Regions from separate parts of the Homo sapiens genome. Here all the other regions are linked to region 1. Evidence: chromatin loops called from intact Hi-C (ENCODE). Cell type or tissue: PC-9. All regions are shown on one strand. Region 1 overlaps USP43 (ubiquitin specific peptidase 43). Region 2 overlaps GAS7 (growth arrest specific 7). Region 3 overlaps MYHAS (myosin heavy chain gene cluster antisense RNA). Region 4 holds the start of USP43 (ubiquitin specific peptidase 43).

The links. A loop is a pair of places that touch in the nucleus more often than their neighbours do. Peaks named below come from ENCODE experiments on the same cell type or tissue, not always from the same donor. Only the 100,000 strongest peaks of a DNase experiment are listed, where the experiment ranks them.
Region 2: it touches region 1 in a loop (23-fold over the local background); 16 of 110 quality-filtered maps call a loop at or near these places.
Region 3: it touches region 1 in a loop (8-fold over the local background); 14 of 110 quality-filtered maps call a loop at or near these places.
Region 4: it touches region 1 in a loop (5-fold over the local background); 4 of 110 quality-filtered maps call a loop at or near these places.

Annotation. Positions count from the first base shown.
Region 1 is chr17:9,726,318-9,731,317 of GRCh38, reverse strand. It overlaps USP43 (ubiquitin specific peptidase 43), which reads right to left. Exons shown (of 15, transcript NM_153210.5): 15 at 1,631-3,364. The coding sequence ends at 2,328. Among named protein-coding and RNA genes, the nearest start is that of DHRS7C, 63 kb to the left of the region's middle. RefSeq lists enhancers at 2,692-3,192, 3,193-3,693. In PC-9, a CTCF peak has its summit at 2,107 (motif pointing left); DNase peaks (open chromatin) are centred at 1,137 and 2,097; H3K27ac peaks cover 402 bases.
Region 2 is chr17:9,926,844-9,931,843 of GRCh38, reverse strand. The region is part of intron 9 of GAS7 (growth arrest specific 7); the gene reads left to right. Among named protein-coding and RNA genes, the nearest start is that of RCVRN, 24 kb to the right of the region's middle. In PC-9, a CTCF peak has its summit at 2,777 (motif pointing right); a DNase peak (open chromatin) is centred at 2,793; H3K27me3 peaks cover 2,073 bases.
Region 3 is chr17:10,613,968-10,618,967 of GRCh38, reverse strand. The region is part of intron 10 of MYHAS (myosin heavy chain gene cluster antisense RNA); the gene reads right to left. Among named protein-coding and RNA genes, the nearest start is that of MYH3, 41 kb to the left of the region's middle. RefSeq lists enhancers at 1-486, 487-987, 990-1,490. In PC-9, CTCF peaks have their summits at 667 (motif pointing right), 2,075, 2,277 (motif pointing left), 4,281 and 2 weaker places; a DNase peak (open chromatin) is centred at 667.
Region 4 is chr17:9,642,114-9,647,113 of GRCh38, reverse strand. It overlaps CFAP52 (cilia and flagella associated protein 52), which reads right to left. Exons shown (of 14, transcript NM_145054.5): 14 at 3,667-4,091. The coding sequence ends at 3,916. USP43 (ubiquitin specific peptidase 43) reads right to left here and starts at 1,597. Exons shown (of 15, transcript NM_153210.5): 1 at 978-1,597. The coding sequence starts at 1,481. LOC124903924 (a long non-coding RNA gene) reads left to right here and starts at 1,687. Exons shown (of 2, transcript XR_007065615.1): 1 at 1,687-1,878; 2 at 2,607-3,284. LOC107985011 (a long non-coding RNA gene) reads left to right here. Exons shown (of 3, transcript XR_001752790.2): 2 at 57-187; 3 at 397-1,009. RefSeq lists enhancers at 1-19, 709-1,356 and a silencer at 1,665-1,724. In PC-9, CTCF peaks have their summits at 2,189 and 2,390; DNase peaks (open chromatin) are centred at 1,083, 1,833, 1,973 and 2,403; H3K4me3 peaks cover 2,955 bases; H3K27ac peaks cover 2,700 bases.

The sequences.
Region 1 (5,000 bases):
CCAGAAGCCTGCAGCCTATCATCGGATGCATGGCCAAGGTTGGAACCATGACCCTATTGCCTCCATTCCAGGCAGAAATTGGACTCAACCATTTCCCATGCTCTGTTCTCACAGCCTTCTACTGGGTCCTTCTAGAGGGAGAAGCGACCTCAGGGAAGGGGATGCAAGGGTGCCTCAGGCATCCTTGTTGCCGACCCCAGATGGATATATATCCACCAGGGGTCAAGTGTAATTGCCTCTTCCTGAACCTCCACAGTTCAGAGCCTGGAGTGAATGTGTTACAGAGAACACTGCTAAGGCCTGGGACCCTCTCATGATATCCCAACAACCCAAGAGTATTCTAAAGGTTGAGTCCTTAGAAGAGAGAAGCCAGGGAGGTGCATGTCTGAGTTCCAACCCAATCTCTTGGAGGAGGAAGAAAGGGAGACTGAGCTTAGGAAGAGCATGGAAACTAAATGTGACAAATTCCTCTGAAGAGTCAACAGAGGAGAAAGAACCAGATAAAGCAGGAAGACTCCTAGACTCCTATTTACCCAAGAGGACTTGGACAACCATGTCTTCCACAGTGCCTACGCGTACATCAGTGTAAGACTTGAAGAGAACATGGACTTCTTTTGCAATGCAAACACACAGGTTTACTGGTATACATATTGTCCTCTGGGGTCAGGTGGCTGGGTCTTCTTCCTTTCTCTGTTATCTCAGTTCTACCTTCTAACTGTTGCTCTGATCAAAGGCAAGTTGTCTTTTTCACTGGGGTAAAAAATGGACTCCATTCCTCGTTTTTTTTTTTTTTTTTTTTGAGATGGAATCCAGTCTGTCGCCCAGGCTGGAGTGCAATGGCTCGATCTCGGCTTGCTGCAACCTCCGCCTCCTGGGTTCAAGCAATTCTGCTGCCTCAGCCTCCCGAGTAGCTGAGATTACAGGTGCACACCACCACGTCCAGCTAATTTTTGTTATTTTTAGTAGAGCAGGGTTTCGCCATGTTGGCCAGGCTGGTCTCAAACTCCTGACCTCAGGTGATCTGCCTTCCTCCGCCTGCCAAAGTGCTAGGATTACAGGCATGAGCCACCATGCCCAGCCCATTCTCCTTCTTAAGAGAAAAAAAATGTAGCAGAGACATGTCAATGAGTCATGCTATATGTATGAAGGAAGACTTAATTCTTGGGATCAGGTGTCTTTTTTTTTTTCTTTTTTTTTTTTGAGAACAAATGTTTCCCGTCAAAAAAGGAAGTATTTGCAGAAGAAGGACTGTTTAAGTACAGGTGACCTCAACTGTTGAGCCCCAGGCCTGGGGTCAGGCTTAGCAGCTTCTAAGTAAGAAATGATAGGATATTTGTAAGAGTCGCTACTGAAGAGTGTGCAGAGCTTTAGGAAACGGGACAGTCAACTAAGAGTCTGTCAGGCAGATGTGGAACTCACGTCTTTTCAAGTACAAGCCCTCCGGAGAATGGCCTGAGGAGGCTTCCACTTCTTTAGAAAACAGCAAGTCATTGGAACGAAAAGCACTTTTAGATTTTAGAAAGAACTCAAGTAACTACTTTCTGATAGCAATAGCAACGAACCAAGTTTACTCAGCAGAAATGAAACAAGATCATTTATCAGACTTGAATAATTCAGACAGCCATGCGTGTTTCATGGACAGGATTTTATTAAAATTGTACATAGATCTCATATTTAAATTAAAAAATGGACTTTTTTTCTAGTATCAAAATAGTTATTTTTAAAATACCTTGAAAAACTTTAATACAATTTTTAATATATTAAATATTCACCTGAACTCTCAGCCATTTATCTCCCATCTCTCTTTGCTAGAATCTTGCCTTACCATCACTATCATTCTTTTGTTTTTTTTTTCTTTTTGGCATCTTTAATGCTTATCCCAGAAAAGCATTAAAAATAAAATATTTTTCTTTAAGTCCACAATTTAAAAAAAAAAAAGAAAGAAAAAGGAAAAGCCATTGACAGTATTTGACATGACATTGAAGATTCTTATTAAACCAGCCTCATCTTGTTTGCCCACATCCAAAACTCTTTAGTAAATATCAGTTCTTGCCCTGAAACTGGTAATACTGACCCAATAGCATCCTCTAGTGGCCAAACTGTAGCAAAGCACCCAATGATGCAGGAAGGTTTTCGACCTTGGGTTATATGGACCTTGGGTGTTGGAAGTCTAGATATGGAGACCCCCCACCACAAAAAAAAAAAAATTTTTTTTTAGAGATTACAAGACAACGGGTTTCCTGGAAACCCATTCTCAACATGAGCTGCCTACAGTTGCTTGGCAAAGTCCCAAGAATGCCAGCGTCACACAATACTGACACGCTCCATCAAAAGCTGGACTCCGGTAAGGTTTTCTTTCGACCTAAAGAAAGAGTGTGATATTTGACTCTCTGAAAGGTGCCATAAGAAGCCTGCTCCCCTGGAACAGTCCTTTGTGACATGCCCAGTGCACTGCCTCTCGGGGCCCTGCTGGCTTTACGAGGGAGGCGGAGAGAGCTGGGGGCTGACCAGACATCCCTCTCGAGCCGGCTGCCCAGGCCCCTGGCCAGGCCCTCTGGGATCCTGAGGGCAGGAGGTGAGCCTGGAGCCTGCCCGTCCATGGCAGGGCTCAGCCCGCCACTCACCAGGGAGACGGGGGGCACCTGTGGAGAGACCTCTGCCCTCTCATTCCTCCTGTTCTCCTTCTTCCGAAACACGGACCTCAGAAGGGTGAGTGTCCCCTGCAGGGGTCTGTCTAGCTCAGAGGTGCCTCGGCGACTGTCTTTGCTGTTTCCAGAGAATCCCATATAGGGGGAGGGTGGGCTGCTTTTGCTTCCCATCTGGAAGCTCTCCTTCCAGTTCATGGCCTTCTGGCCCTCCGGTCGAGCTGGTTTCTCATGCTCCACTGAAGGCATCACAGTGAGAGGCAGGTCAAACTTTCTGGGAAGCTTGATGTCCTGCCCTGCATTTTCCTTGAGTTTCCTTGCTGTGTTTGGACCATCTGAGTTTCCAGGGGCCAGACAGTGGTTGGGTTGAGCCGAGGGACAGGGCACCCCGGCTGGACCTCTTTCAATGGCCCGCCCACCATCTTCGCTGTTAGCAGGAAGGGCGACGTTGGACCTCGGCGATGCTGACTTCTCATCCTCACCCGCAGTGCCCGTCAACAGCGACACAATGGACTGGCTCGTGGACCGAGGTCTTCGTCTGGATTCCAAGTACTCCACCAACTCGACGGAGGCACCTGGTGGTTTCTCCTTGGATCCAAAGGACCACCGCAGAGGCATGGTCTTGAATGGTCCCTGCTTGGCTCGGGAAGTGGTGGGTGCCTTCATGCTAATGCTTCTGCCTTTCACGCCCCGTACCAAACGCCTGGGCTCCAACCCTCCTGAAAGAGACAGAGAGACTGTCAGTGTACAAGCCACCCTACAGCTGAAATGCCAGTCATCTAACGTTCACTGAGCACCTCTGATGTGGGAGGCACTGTGCTGGGCACTGGAGACACAGCAGTGAAGAAGCCACATAGGGTTCCTGCCTTTGGGGAACAGCAACGGTTTCACCCACTCTTCCTCAATATCCACTTACACGTTTGAAGCCACAGGGTAAGCCAGTGCCAAAGAAGGTATCTACATGCCGGGCAGCACAGACACCTGGCAAAGCTCAGTCTCACGGGCATCTAGCCTTAAGAATGAACATCAGTTTCATCTATCTTTAAATATTCCTATGAAACGGAATGCCCAGCAAAAGTTCCTGCTTTTCTAGGTCATATTAGGTCCTTGTACCTTTCAAATGCAAGAATCTCAGATATCCTACCCTGGGCTAAAAAAGAAAAAAAAAATGGAATTAAAAAAATATGGTGAAAACCACAATTACTTTTGCACCAACCTATACAACTTGTAAAAATATATACACGTGCATGTATTATGCATGCATGTGAAAACATACAAATAAGAATAGAGAAATAGATGCCAAAAACAAGGTGTGGATAGGGCCATGGCAGTGCTGTTTGTGATGGATTTTTTTTCTTAATTCTTTCCTATATCTCCACATTTCTAAAAGGAACATATGTACAACCAAGGTTGTGTATTTTTGCTTAAGAAATTCTCAGTCTTGGGAGGCTGAGGCAGGTGGGTCACAAGGTCAGGAGTTCGAGACCAGCCTGACCAACATGGTGAAACCCCATCTCTACTAAAATACAAAAATTAGCTGGGCGTGGTGGCACATGCCTATAATCCCAGCTACTCAGGAGGCTGAGGCAGGAGAATCACTTGAACCCGGGAGGTGGAGGTGGAGGTTGCAGTGAGCTGAGATCATGCCACTGCACTCCAGCCTGGGTGACAGAGCAAGACTCCATCTCCAAAAAAAAAAAGAAAGAAATTCTCAGTCATCAGTCACTGTACCATTAAAATGCCTTGTTTTACATGATGTCTGCAATCATTGAGAAAGAAATCTTCAGCTAAAACACACAATCCACCTGGCGCAACTGAAACACACAACCTACATGGCGCAAGGACAGTCACACACATTTGGAGAAAGGTTGCAGGGTGACCTCTGAAGTCTGCCCCACGGGTGGCCACTCTCACTGTGCCACTTCATCATAGTGTTTGAGGGTGCTATGGACTGAAGGTTTGTGTCCCCTGAGATTCATACATTGAAGCTCTAGTCCCCAAGGCGATGGTTTAAGGGGGTGATGCTGCTGGGTGGTAATTAGGTCTTGAGGGTAGAGCCCTCGTGAATGGGATTAGTGACCTTCTAAGAAGAGGTTGAAGAGCTACCCAGCTCTCTTCCTGCCATGTGAGGACACATGAAGCTGTCTGCAGCCGGGAAGAACCTCTCCAGGGCCCCATCATGCTGGCACCCTGATCTCAGACTTCCAGCCTGCAGGACTGTGGGGAAGAAATGTCTGTTGTGGATAAGCTGCCCAGGCGTGGTATTCTGTTCTAACAGCCTGAATGAACAATGAAACAGAGAAGCTCCAAAAGGGAGCAGAACTCCTGCCATAAAAAGCCCCCTGTCAGCGGCAC
Region 2 (5,000 bases), 200 kb before region 1:
CTAAAGAGCTGGGTTGGAAGAGGGAACAGAGCTGCTACAGCTCCCCATGGCTTAGTGTGCCCCAAGATTGAGTTGACACCCAGATGTGAGTGAGAATTCCCAGCCAGTGAAGGCATGCTAACTAACCTCATTACACCAAGCGCTTCAGTAGAAAATTGCTACTCAAGTCCTGGCAGAGAAGGGAACTCCGTGAATGGATCTTTTTCCTGCATTGCATCCAAAACAGCAAGTTATTTTTCAGCTGCAGATCATGAGTAGCTTTCCCCTCAAGGCCTCCCTTCCCCTGTCGGGGCCCCCAGCAGCTCCATTCTCTGCTGTGGTAGAAACTTCCATTGACTGGGAAGATCCTGGGCGGGCTGCCATTGTGATGGGGTGGGGCTGGGAGCCAGAGTTGCGAGCTTTGGAAAGGTCACCTGCTGGGTCCCCGGGAATCTTGGTGGCATTTACTCCCCATCAGCAGGACCCCTGATTCTTGATTGTTTAGAGTGCTCAACAGGTGGCAAAACTCTCTCCGACGTGGTAGTGGTGACATAAGTGGTGTGGATGGCTGTGTGCAGGATATAACTCATTGCCGTCAACCACCACGCGAGATAGCATACACATTTCACAGTGAGAAGAGGTGGGGTGAGATCACAGCCCATGGTCACACAGCCAGGTGGGTTCAGTCACAGAGGAAGCAAAGGAAAGGACTGAGCGAATGGGAGACTTGGTCCCCAGAGCTTTTCTTCCAGCAGCTCCCCTGCTTTGGCAGACCAATGGCATTGAAAACACAGCCTCTTCTTGAGCCTGTGCCTTTCCAGGGGTTGCCAATGGGCTACTGCAGACTGGCCCTGGACAACCACATGCTCAGAACATTTTAAGTTAGTGTTCAGGACACAGGGTGGACCTCACCATTCAGTTGACAGGAAGCTCATGAAGACCCGTCATGCAAAACAGACTTTGCTACGAGAGGCTCTCGGCTGCTTCCAGCCTGTCGGTCAGTGTTGGTGGCCTCAAGCGGTCATCGCAGCAGCCTAGTGGTTTTATGGCGATTCCTTGAGAAGAAAGTGGCTCCAAGGATGTATTTGACTGCCATGAATAATATAGCTCCATATGCCAAAAACCGTTTTTAATGTCTGCTCCAAAAGACTTATTGAAATTCTGCTCTGAATGCTCTGTGTCAGGGGTAAAAGCTCTTTAAGAAATGCAATTTTGTTGCAGCAATTTTTGTGGTTTTTCTGGTCCATTAGCTCAAGCCATTGCTAATAGCAACAGATTGCTAAAGAAATGAGAGAGCCGTATACAAAGAAAGTTATACCTGGCTCCTGCTGAAGAAGGGAGAAGAGCAGAATTCCTTCTGCTGATAGAAAATCTCATGCGGTAGAGGCTCTGCGTTCCATCAGAAGATTTAGGGGACAGGAGTGAGGAGACATGAGTTGTATCTCAGTATTGTCACTAACAAGCTCTGTGACCTTGAGCAAGTCACTTAGCTCCCCTGGGGTTTCATTTCTTCACATATGAAATGAAGAATTCAGACCAGATCAGTCTCTTTACACTTATCTGACAGTGACTTACAATGATGCATTTTATGTGAGCATTCAGAACCTGTCTGTAGGTATCCACTCCGATATCTGCACACAGACATTCACACACATCTGTAGCTGAAACAAACGTTTCATAAAACAGTATTTATCCTCCTACTTAAAATGTACTCTGGTATTTTCTGTTCAAGTCTGGTCTGTTCTCACCAAAAAGCTGGTCCTGGCCCATTAAATCGATTTCACAACTCTCGGCCGCACACCGTCTGAAAAATATCAGACTAGACAGTGTCTGAAATTCCTACCAACTTGGAACTTCTCTTATTCTCTTCTGATGTGTGAGATGAAAAGGAAGCAAAGAGAGCGAGAGTTTTGGAAAGAAAAACTGATGGGCCATGACAGGCCGGCCTGAGTCTGTGAGGACACTTTGAGGAAGGACTTCTGATTCCTGGTTCAACAGAGATGCTTAAAAGTTAAGAATGGGTACTAAAGATACCAGCCTAACCATTTTAAAGGAAAAAAAAAACTGTCTTTTAAAAGTACTTAATATCGTCGGGCACAGTGGCTCACACCTGTAATCCCAGCACTTTGGGAGGCCGAGGCGGGCGGATCATGAGGTCAGGAGATCAAGACCATCCTGGCTAACATGGTGAAACCCCGTCTCTACTAAAAATACAAAAAAAAATTAGCCAGGTTTGGTGGCGGGTGCCTGTAATCCCAGCTACTTGGGAGGCTGAGGCAGGAGAACGGCTTGAACCTGGGAGGTGGAGCTTGCAGTGAGCCAAGATTGCGCCATTGCACTCCAGCCTGGGAGACAGAGTGAGACTCCGTCTCAAAAAAATAAATAAATAAATAAAATACTTGATGTCTGTAGCGAGATGGAGATGCCAGGCATCCTCATCTGTGGAATCAAATCACTTGTGATAGTTAGCAGCGTCACGCTTCCAGAATGTCATTTGAATTTGGGGAAAGCTTCCTGGCATATTGGCAGGTTCATGGGCTTTTCCCCAGACCACAGAACCTGGGGCTGGGGTCCAGGAAACCTTAATGTTGAAAACTCTTCAGGTCATTCCTGGGCGTATTAAAGCCTGAAAGTCACTTGCTTTCCATGTCCTTAGAGACCCCGGAGTTTCTGAGTCAGCAGGCTGAGCTAACTCTCCCAGATTCCCGGAGTCGTACAGCTGCTCCTACTCAGCAAATGCCAAACCTATATACGTGGGAAAGGGGTTTATTTATTCTCGTAAGCTCTCAAGATTTTTGTAGCATCCTGCAAACTGCCGCCAGGTGGGGATGTTTTCCTATACAGGGAAGGTTCCAGGGGCTCAAAAAAAATAGTAGGACATATTTACAACTAACACGAGGAGGAGAGAGGGGTGTTTGGATGGCCAGTTCTCTGTTAGTCTGTGACGGTCATCCAGCGACAAAGCTGTCTTCTTGTCACCCAGGGGATTGAGCTCTGAAGAGTTTGTCATTCTCTCTACAAACACAGAAGGGGCACCCACCCAGCCCCAGCCCAGGTCAGACACTGGGCACAGCAGTGCTCAACCCAGATGGGGCCCCTGCCCGCTTGGAGCTCCCAGCCCCGTGTAAGTCAGTTGCTTAGAATAGGGACACCTAAGTCCTGGTTGTATCCAGAGAAAAAGATATTGTACAGCAAAAACCTGAGGGAGAGGAGAGAAGTCACAGAACCCTCGTTGGGATATCATCTGTCCAGGGAAGTTGAGCTGTGCTCCCTAGAGACACCTCTAAGACCGGTGGAGGCAGATTTGCGGTGGTGGGGTGGTCATAGGTTGAAGAGAGTTGCCTGATTCCAGGCAGTGGGGTGGGAGGGGTGCACAGGGCTAGGGTGCCACCTGGCTTTGACCACAGCAGGTCCCGTTGATCTGTTTTCTTATAAATGTTATGGGCTGGGCACGGTGGCTCACGCCTGTAATCCCAGCACTTTGGGAGGCCGAGGCGGGCGGATCACGAGGTCAGGAGATCGAGACCATCCTGACTAACACGGTGAAACCCCATCTCTACTAAAAATACAAAAAAAAAAAAAAAATTAGCCGGGCGTGGTGGCAGGTGCCTGTAGTCCCAGCTACTCGGGAGGCTGAGACAGGAGAATGGCGTGAACCTGGAAGGCGAGGCTTGCAGTGAGCCGAGATCGCGTCGCTGCACTCCAGCCTGGGCGACAGAGCGAGACTCTGTCTCAAAAAAATAAATAAATAAATAAAAAATAAATAAATGTTATGCTCACAAACAAAAGGAACAAATTTTAAGGAAAAGTTCTTTTAAAGGGGGGTGGGATGGGAAAGAGGGAAGGAATAAAAGAGAAGAAAAAAGCTTAAAACCCTGATGCCACCCAGCTCTTCTGACAGCATAAACCCTTTTCTCTGGCCCCTGGGATACAGGGCGGTTCCCTTTGCCTGTGCTCCAGGCAGCCCAGCAAGCTGAGAATGTCTTTATGAGCGCAATGCGGGACAGTTGCCCTTGTGAGTTTCCAGCAGGTCTCCAACAGTTCCCACCATCAGTTCCTCGAGGTTTGGACCCTGTCTAGCTCACCTTTGTATTCTCAGCACCTGCCATGGAGTAGATGTTCGATAAATAGGACTGACCTGAGACCTTCTAATTGAATGGCATTCATTCGACTGTTCTTTACTGAAGCCGCGTACCCCAGTCACTGTGCTGAGTGCTTGGAGACACAGACGCTGATGTGGTTTCTGTCCCCAGAAAGCTCTCAGTTCGGAAAATAAGGGAGAGAGACATAAGAACAAAGCCGTGCAAGAAGCTGTGGGATAAAATAAGTGTGTGAGGTCATTGATTATTATTGTTTTTTGTTTGTTTGTTTTGTTTTTTTTTTTTGAGACCAAGTCTCACTCTGTCACCCAGGCTGAAGTGCAGTGGCACAATCTCGGCTCACTGCAACCTCCCAGGTTCAAGTGATTTCCTGCCTCAGCCTCCTGAGTAGCTGGGATTACAGGCACCTGCCACCACTCCCAGCTAATTTGTGTGTGTGTGTGTGTGTGTGTGTGTGTGTGTGTGTGTGTGTGTATGTAGTAGAGATGGGGTTTCACCATGTTGGCCAGGCTGGTCTCGAACTCCTGACCTCAGGTGATCAACCTGCCTTGGCCTCCCAAAGTGCTGGGATTACAGGCATGAGCCACCGTGCCCAGCCCATTGATTATTAACTTGATTTAGCCATTCCACAATATATACATATTTCAAAACAGCATATTATAAACCATAAATAGTAAAAAATTCTAAAAATTTAAAAGCTGCAGAAGCTCAGAAAAAAAGTAGTTAACAGATGGGGAAATCAGAAGGCTCTAGTTGCTAACCACTTATCCTGTAGACGTGTGTGGGGGCCTCCTGAGCTAAGGTGACCTGCCTAAGCTGAGACCTGATAGGCAGCCACGTGTCAGGGGGTGTCTCTCACCTTCCTGCCAGGTCGCTACCCCAGACTCATCCTCACTTGCCTGGGGAAGTGGGGGTGCCCCT
Region 3 (5,000 bases), 890 kb before region 1:
AAAAAGCTGGGCGCGGTGGCGCGTGCCTGTAGTCCCAGCTACCGGGAGGCTGAGGCAGGAGAATGGCGTGAACCCTGGAGGCGGAGCTTGCAGTGAGCCGAGATCACGCCACTGCACTCCAGCCTGGGCGACAGAGCGAGACTCCGTCTCAAAAAAAAAAAAAAAAAAACAAAGGGGGGGGGCGGCCTGGAGCTGCCAACAGGAGACTGTTTTGTCGCTCGGAAGCTGATTTCTCACACCCGTCCCTGGAAATGGAAACTTGGGCACAAGTTCTGAAGAATATGCAAGCCACAGAGACAGACGGTCTGTGCTGACCCTCCTGTTTCATAGATGAGGACAAGGAGGGGCGACTGCTTCCAGGTCACCCCATCTGCCTGTGGCGGTGCTAAGACTGTGCATGGGAATTTTCTGCCTGCAGGAAAAATCAGTCTCAGCAACACTGACTCTTCCCTGCTCCTGCCTCATCTGTTCATTCAGCCTCCCTGCTGCCCCACCTCAGCTCCGCCCGTGCAGCTGCCCATGCAGAGGCTCCCGTGCTCCTGTGCTCTGGAAAACCCTCTCTTCCGGACAGCTTCTGGCCCTCTCTGTTGCTCTGTCTGGCATCACCCTTCATGCCTTGGCACTAGAGCCTCCCAAAGTGCTGGGATTATAGGCGTGAGCCACTAGGTGGCACTGCTGCTCTGCCAGGCATCAGGGTCTCTAGCCTGGCCTCACCCTGAGTGCTAAAGTTCTTGAGGTGCCAAAGCTGACTGGTGGCTCCTGCAAGGTGTGGGTGAAAAATAGAAGACTCCCTTACAGAAGTCCAGAGCCGTGCTGTGCCACAGAGGAGTAAAGGCAAGAGAAGCCATTTAGGCTCATAAAGGCAGGAACACCCATCCCATCTTCATTTAAAATTTTGTTAATCATGGGTGTTTTTTGCACTAACCTTGATTTTAAAAAGTATTGCAATACAATATGATTAATTTTGATTATTGAGCTTTTTCTGGTTTTTTTTTTTTTGGTTTTTTTTTTTTTTTTTTTTGAGTTGGAGTCTCACTTTGTCGCCCAGGCTGGAGTGCAGTGGCACGATCTCGGCTCACTGCAAGCTCCGCCTCCTGGGTTCAAGCAATTTTCCTGCCTCAGCCTCCCTAGTAGCTGGGATTACAGGTGCGCGGCACCATGCCCAGCTAATTTTTGTATTTTTACTAGAGACTGGGTTTCACCATGTTGGCCAGGCTGGTCTTGAACTCCTGACCTCAGCTGATCCACCCGCCTCGGCCTCACAAAGTGCTGGGATTACAGGCATGGGCCACCGCACCTGGCCTTGATTAATGAGGGTTTTTTGCAGTCCCCTTAGATTTTGTGCCAAAGAGGGTGCCTCACTTGCCTCCCTCTAGTCCGGGCTTGGGCCGCAGCAATGTGGTTTGTGGCCCAGCATCTTGAAGAGTTATGGCAATAGCTATTTTCTGCCTTTACGGAAGGCCCTTTTTCTCTGTGAGATCCCAGTGCTGGGCTGGGGCAGATATGAGGGCAGCCACCATGCCTAGGGACAGAGGTGTTGGGCTGGGTCAGTTCACTGTCACTGGCTGGAACCAACTCCCCGCAAGCCCCTTATTCTCCCTGTGAAGCCCCTTCTGCCAGCCCATACCCGCAGGTCCCCAGAGAGTCCTGAATTCCGGAACTGCCACTGCCTGGCCGCATGCTAAAGCTACCAGAAAGAGAGAGGTCTCTGGCCCCCGGCCAGCGTGTCACCCTGCCTTCTGGAACATTCCCCTGCCCTCTACATGGCTGGAGTAAATTCACTTCCTGGGGGAGTTAAAGGCCTGTAACTCCTTCATGGGCACTGTTTAAGCTCCTGTTTCTTCTCTCTCTCCTATTTTTAGAGGGACCTATTTTGTTGTCTCTATCTTAATGAGCTGGTATGTTTTGTAGCTTCTGGTGACATCTCTTTTAATGCTCCTACTTTCTCTCCATGGGTCCAGTCTCCCCCTGCAGAGTACAGTGAAAGAAAATAAAATGAAACAATCTGCTCACCGAACCCACAGAAATGGCAGGGTCTAAGCACTCAGTCACTCCAAACCTTGGCTTAGAGCCACCTGAGGAGCTTTCAAAATTCCCAATTCCCAGGTCCCACCCGAGACCAATTAAATCAGAATATCCGGAGGTGCAGCCCCAGGCATCAGTAGATTGCAATACCCTAAATCTCCAGATGAAAACAATACCCAGCCAAGGGTGGGAACCAGGGCACCAAAAACAGACCTGGGTTTTACAGAGCCAAGGCTGCCACCTAGAGGCAGGAGTGGGTACTGCAGCCCACTGGTAGGATCACAGACTGGGAGACCGGAATATCAAAGGCTTTGCTGGAGTGTAGGGCGCAATCATGACCCGCAGCAGCCTCAACCTCCCAGGCTCAAGCGATCCTCCTGCCTCAGCCTCTGGGACTACAGGCGCACGCCACCATGTTTTTGTTTGTATGTTTGTTTGTTTGTTTGTTCTGCTTTGTTGTTTTTTTTTTGAGACGGAGTCTCTGTCGCCCAGGCTGGAGTGCAGTGGTGCCATCTTGGCTCACTGCAAGCTCCGCCTCCCGGGTTCACGCCATTCTTCTGCCTCAGCCTCCCAAGTAGCTGGGACTACAGGCGCCCGCCACCATGCCCGGCTAATTTTTTTTATTATTATTTTTAGTAGAGATGGGGTTTCACTGTGTTAGCCAGGATGGTCTCGATCTCCTGACCTCGTGATCCGCCCGCCTTGGCCTCCCAAAGTGCTGGGATTACAGGCGTGAGCCACCGCGCTCGGCCGCACACCACCATGCTTTTTAAAATTTTTTTGTGGAGACAGAGTCTCACTACGTTGCCCAGGCTGGTCTTGAACTCCTGGGCCCAAACGTTCCTCCAGCCTCAAGCCTCCCAAAGTGCTGGGATTACAGGCGTGAGCCACAGCACCCTGCCATAGCTTTAATATTTTAAACCCCAATCTTCTCCCCACCACTGACTCTCCTGTATAAACATCCCAGTAACTTCCAGCTTAAGTTCTTTCAAAGTTATCCCACTTTTTCCAGCAGAAGGCAGCCCCTCCTGGCTAGCAAGATGCTTTGTCACACAGCTGAACTCCCGTTTTGAGAACTCCACCTCCTGACCCTGGGTCTGGGCGCTGGAGACACACACGGAATAAATCTGCTCTCTTGGATCTTCCAGGGTCATTAGACAGCCACCATACTCCTATGAACCCCTGTTCTCTCAAGGTGAAGGAGCTCCAGTTCCTGTATCCTGCCTCCTCCTTCCTAGGCTGGCAAGATCCCTTCATCAGGGATGACACCCAGAATTTAGTCTACAATTTAAAAAAGAATTATAGAGATAATATATGCTCATTATAAAAATACATTTGTAAAACATAAAATAGAAAGTGCCCCTCCCTGTCCATTCTCCTCAATTCCACTGTCTGAAGGATGGACTGGGGTAAGGTGAGGAGGTGCCATTGTTAACAGGTTGGTGGCACCCAAAACTGAATGTCATACCTATCTATCTATCTATCTATCTATCTATCTATCTATCATCTATCTATCTGCCTACCTATCCATCTATCTGAGACAGGGTCTCACTCTCACCCAGGCTGGAGTGCAGTGGTGCAGTGGCGCCATCTCAGCTCACTGCAGCCTAGACCTCCCTGGCTCAAGTGTTCCTCCTGCTTCAGCCTCCCCAGTAGCTGGGACCACAGGCACTCGCCACCACGTCTGGATAATTAAAAAAAAATTTTTGTATAGACAGGGTATCACTATGTTGCCCAGGCTGGTCTCAAACTCCTGGGCTCCAGAAATCCTGCCCCGTCACCTTCCCAAAGTGCTGGAATTACAGGTGTGAGCCATCGCACCCAGCTGAATGTCATAGTCTTGCAGCAAGAATAACAGCGCCTCTCTGAGCCTCAGTTTCCTCCTCGGTAACGTGAATAATTATAGTACCTGCCTTAAAAGATTTCTGCTACGAAGCAAATTCAAGGCCCTGCATGATGCCTGTCACATGTTATAACTATAACTGAATTGTCTCAGACAATGGGTGGAACCAGATGGAGTCTTGAAGTACATTGACTTTTCCTGCTTATTACACTCACATCACAGCAGAACTGGGTTCATGTGAGTTAGTAAAATTAGTCCTAAAGCCCCAGTGCTGAGGAGAGCTGAGGAGAGTGGTGAGGAAAAGGAGCTCCCACACCAGTCCTTTTAAACCCAGGTGCAGTTGATGGAAATGACCACCAGAAGGCAGGGTTGGGTCACTTATGAGGGGAATCACTTTATGGTCTGTCAAATGCAGGCCCACCAGGGTAGCTGCGGTGGAGGCTGCCTCAATTCTAACCACCTTGGGCTGAGCCTGGGGGTGTCCTGTCTGCTAATCTGCCCAGGTCTGAGCTCAGCAGAATCCCTTAGTGTCAGGTTATCCAAAAGTGGATGTGCCCAGACTCTTCTCTGATTCCCGTCTGCAACTGAGGGTCACTGCAACATATTCAGACTCCAGTTCTGACGTCCCACCACAGGTCCTGCACCTGCATCGTGCCCCTTCCACTCACTCACCTGCACCTGTGGCAGAGCAATCGTAAATTACAGCATTTCCCGCCAAGCCTGGCCTGAGAATCTCTCTCAGCCTCTCATGACGGACCGTGGCTACCGACCGCTCAGTGACATCAGCGGCACCGTCATTCAGCAGATATTTCTGGTACCTCTATGTGCCAAGCACTGTTCTACTTGCCATCCCTTCCCCAGCCCAAGTCAGGCCCAACCAAGGATCAGTTTCTCTGACACGGACTGAAATTTCTTGGTCTCTCCAAATTCAGAATGAACCTGGGCTACTCTCTGCAAGGGTGCCCCCACACTTACGGGCTTACCCTGACAACAGGCATAAGATGAGAAGCCCCCCAACCTGAAATTCCCATACTATACTGTAGTTGGACCCTGCCATGCTCCCTTAGCCAAATTCAGAACAGTAACCACTCCCTCCCTGCCAAGTTGACTCATCTAACCTCAAATAACCCTC
Region 4 (5,000 bases), 84 kb after region 1:
GGGTTTCTTCTTCTTTTTTTTTCTTTTTTTTCTTTTTTTTTTTTTTTTTTTTGCAGGAAGCAAGCCATGTGCATCAATTATCAGGAACGCTTTAATCCAACTGGGACCCCAAACAAACACCCCGTTTTAATCCCGGGTGAAGTGATACAAACAATTTACAAAGCCTCACGACCCGGCAGCAACCCGAGTAAGTAGACCGTGATCTTGCAGACAATAAAATGCAAGCCCGTGCTCATACATTGTAGGGGATTGAATGCGCCTTAAACAAAAGGATGCTATCTCCAAAATAGCACGCTCACTGCCTTTGCTGGGCACTCAGCACGGTACCTGGCCTGTAGGTTGTCAGATTCCACTGGGCTTAGAATAAAATCCAAACTCTTTACCGTTGCCTCCTAGGTCTTACGTGATCTGGCGAAACTCATCTGCCTCCTAAGCTCCAACGCCACTGCTTTTCTTTCCCTGTCTCCAGCACTCAGCTCCTTCGGGTCTATGGCAATTGTACTTGCTGTTCCTCCTGCCTGGATTAGTCCTACAGCTTGCCCTGACTGCATCCTTCTCATCATTCAGATCTCAACGCAAGCATCACCTCCTTCCTCTGAGGCCTTGGCCTTCAACATCCCATTCCCTACCCCACATCATTCCAGACTGGAAGCTCTAGAGCTGGCATTAGAACACTGTCTGGCCCACAAGCCTTCAATACTTCAACAAATGCTTGTTGAATCCAAAAACGCTGATTACCCTTCAATCTGCCAGCTCACCCCACTCCCTCTCAAAATACCTAGGAGAATTAATTTACAAAGAAAACATAAGCAAGCGACAGCGTAACACATCGACTCAAAACAAAGCCGGTAATCCGGGGCTGAACTGGTCAACGGCATTTAAAGAAGGCCCCAAGAAAACCCTTTCCTGATCGTGCACACACTTTTCAAGAGGCGAAACCAGGGGGACAGGGCGGTCGGCGGCGCAGCGCTGCCTACCTTGAACTCCGCGGAAAGTTGGGGCGTGTATTCGCGAGTCCAGAGCGCGCGCACCAGCGCCGCCAGCTGCTCGGTGACCTCGGCGCGGCCCGGAGCCGCCCGGTAGCGCCCCAGCGCCAGGAACTCGGCCAGCAGGTCGGTGTTGCTGAGACACTGCACCACCGCGTTCATGAAACAGGTGTTGCCGTGGTTCTTCAAGCCCTGAGCGCCCGGCGGCCGCGCCCCATCGCCGGCGGGGAGCTGGAGCTGGGGCTGGGGTCCGGGCGGGCGTTCCTCCCCGGGGCTCCCGGGGGCCGCTGGAACTGGGCCCGGGGCGCAGGCGAAGCCCCCCTCACCGTCGCCATCACAGTGTCCCGGCTGGGGCCGGGGCGGTGAGTCCCCGGGGCGTGAGCGGCTGCCCAGCGCCAGCAGGAAGCGGCTGAACAGGCGGCGCAGGGAGCGGCGGCGGCGGGGCCGGGGCGCGAGCGGTCCCCCTCCTGCCGCGTCCCCGGGGCCCAGGTCCATGGCTGCCGCCGGCGCAGCTCCAGGCGCGGAGCCCCCGGGCGCGAGGCGGACGAGCGGCCAGCAGGCCCTACAGCTTCTCTAAGGCTCCTGGTGCCGGCTACCTGCGGGCCAGGTGTGCGGGGACGGGGCGGAGGCGGAGCCAAGGGCGGGGCAGCCCCGCCCCGCGCGGGAATCCGGCGGCACGACCAGCCCCCTCCAGGGCAGCGCCGGGCCACCCCTACCCCTGCCTGGTGCCGCCCCCGCTGCGCTGACTGGGAGTCTTCGTGGTCGGATTCCCCACCCTTCCTTACCTCGTAAACCGACAGACCTGGGTTTCGCCGCTGCTCCTGTTCCTCGAGCAGCCTTCAAGCAGTGGAAATTACGGAGAAATGAACATTCTGAAAGCGCCTAGTAAATGGTAAAGGCCTGGCTACTGCAGGAAGAAAAGGGCAAGGCAGGCATCTCCAGAGCACAGCCTCGGGCGTGGTGAGAGGCGCGCGCTGGGCGCTGTGTGGGGGTGGGGAGCGCTTTTGTGCACCGCTGGTTCCTCCGCAGGCTCAGGTGTGTGCGGACAGGTGTCGCCACCTCCTTCCAGACCGTCTGCCCCTTGGGGGGAGGCAGAGTCTGTGCCTGCACCCGCCAACCCGGGACCTGAACTGGGAGCCACGTGTTGCCCTGTGAAAAAAGCCCCCGAGTGGTTGTGGTTTGCTTTTTTACACCACAGATTGGGTTAGAATCATTTTCCAAAAACTTGCAAGACTTGATCACCCTTGCTTTAATCGGCAAGGAAGGGGGCTCAGAGAGGTTATCGCAACGTAGGGAGGCCGCCCGATCCGTAAGCAGGGAAACCGGAACTCGACCTGGATCTATGGACTGCCAAGTTCAGGCCCTTTCCAGCCTCAGTATTTGCTAACCAGGAAGTTTTCAGGCTCTCAGGCGCGCCCCCTACGCGGTTTCTGGTTCACTCCTTAACGCACGATCCTTGTTGAATGATTGCCCAATCAGAATTAGTTTGGCCTTGCCCCGCCCTTGATTCCCTGGGTAACCCTGGGCCCCTCCCCCACCCCTCACTTTATCCCATGCAACTGTCAGGTTTATAATTAATCAGGCAAGGTCTTGCAAAATGACTTTCTCGTCAATTTCTAGCTCAGGAAGAGATCAGCACCATGTGAGATGCAGTATTCTAACGCTCTGAAATGTTACTTGTTGTTTAATAAGTGATCATCATTTATTAAATATTCTTGATCCTGGCCGGGCGCGGTGGCTCACGCCTGTAATCCCAGCACCTTGGGAGGCCGAGACGGGCGGATCACCTGAGGTCAGGAGTTCAAGACCAGCCTGGCCAACATGGTGAAACCCCGTCTCGACTAAAAATACAAAATTAGCCAGGCGTGGTGGCGCATGCCTGTAATCCTAGCTACTCAGGAGGCTGAGGCAGGAGAATCGCTTGATTCAGTGAGCCGAGATCGCGCCATTGCACTCCAGCCGGGCGACAAGAGCTAAATTGCGACAAGAGCTAAATTCCGTCTCAAAAAACAAACAAACAAACAAAAAACTTGATCTTTCAAACCGGGTTACAGCAGTTACCTCATGCAAAAAAGCAGCCTTACTTAAAGGATAAATAACATGCTTAAAACATCAGACGGTACTGTGAATCGGAGACTTGCGTTCTGGAAAATGCCATTATTTACCCCTCTCTGGAAAAAGATACCCGGCTGGGTGATTAATACACAAGGACACAAGGTCCATTTCATCACCCTTCTGGTGGAAAGCACAGAAGAAAGATGTAATGGCCAACTCCAATAAAGCATCTCTGTAATTTCATCTTTCTTTGGTAATTGTCCTGAGATCCCCAACACCACACATTTTCTTTGAGAAAGCATGCATATTTCTCTCTACCCTGTCAGGAATTCTGCCGATGCTTTAGTACATTAGTCACTTAATTCTCACAATAACCTTTTGAGCAGGAACTTACTCTTGCTTGACAAAAGAGAAAATTGTGGCTCAGAGAATTTTTAAGAAGCCTGCCCAAGATCTGGATTTAAATCTGAGTCTAGTCCCATATAGCTTGACCAATGAAATGGCAATTAAGAAGGAAATTCACCTCACCTTATTTTTAGAGGATAATAGCAATGCTGTCTGTGCACAGATCATGAGGAAGGTCTGTGGGTTTTGCAGAGTTGCAGAAAACAAATTATAACAGAAAACCAACAACTAAGAATTTATTCAAAATGTTAAAAGTTCTAATTAGAGTCTGCACAAATTATTCTTGAACATACTTCAATTTTAATATGCAATTTAAGAATATAAAATGCATTCTATAAAGAAAAAGAGAAAAATTGACTCAAGAACAAAAACAGAGCTGTGAGAAATGAAGACTAGTGTTGGAGTTATCTAAACTCAGTCTTCAACAGGACTGCGTGCAACGCCAAGGCTCAGAGACATCTCATCAGCTTCAGGAGGTATATGGGTACTTCCATCGCAAAATGGCTCCATCGGCACTTACACTAACAATATATTGATTTCCTGGACTTATGCGGATGCGTGTGATGTTGCCACTGTGTCCCACCCCAACGTGAGTCACTTCACCCTCATTATAATCCCAAACTTTGACCAGATGGTCATTTCCACCTGAAAAAGATAAACACGTATATGGCATTGCTGCAATAGGAGAGAGAGAAACAGCCCTGATTTCAAATAACTGGATCATTTTCAACATGGTCCCCATGTATCTGTCTTTATAATAACACTTTTACTTGATTATAAAAATCTATCTGTTGCAGTAAATTTGAAGAGGAGGGGGAAATACAAAGAGGTAAAATCACATTTCATCCCACTACCCAGAAATAACCACTAGTAATATCTTGGCTTAGTTCCTTCCAGTCTTTTCTCTATAAGTATACTGGTATACATATACATCATATATATGATTGGGATCACACTGTGTCTAGTTTGATACCTGCTTTGTAGTCAATGTACTTGTGAAACTTAATTCATTTCATGCATTTATTTATTTTTTACTTATTTATTTATTGAGACGGACTGTCTGTCACTCAGGCTGGAGTGGAGTGGCATGATCTCAGCTCACTGCAGCCTCCGCCTCCCAGGCTCAAGCAATTCTCCTGTCTCAGCCTCCCAAGTAGCTGGGATTATAGGCGTGCACCACCACGCCCGGCTAATTTTTGTGTTTTTAGTAGACACAGGGTTTCACCATGTTGGCCAGGCTGGTCTCAAACTCCTGACCCCAGGTGATCCACCTGCCTTGGCCTCCCAAAGTGCTAGGATTACAGGCATGAGCCACCACGCCTGGCCGCATTTATTTGTTAATATCCTGATGAATCAAAGAGCTTGGCAGGAAATGATAATGATGTTCCAATCGGCATGTTGTGTGGTAAATGCCCCTTTGAAATATTGGTTAATTCATTTGTTTTGGTGGGAAGGGCATCGCATCATGCAATAATAAAGTGGAATTAAAAGACTGGCTTTTAAGACTTTAGAAGTATGCTGGACAGCCCAGGCCATTTAAAGGCCCCATTTCTA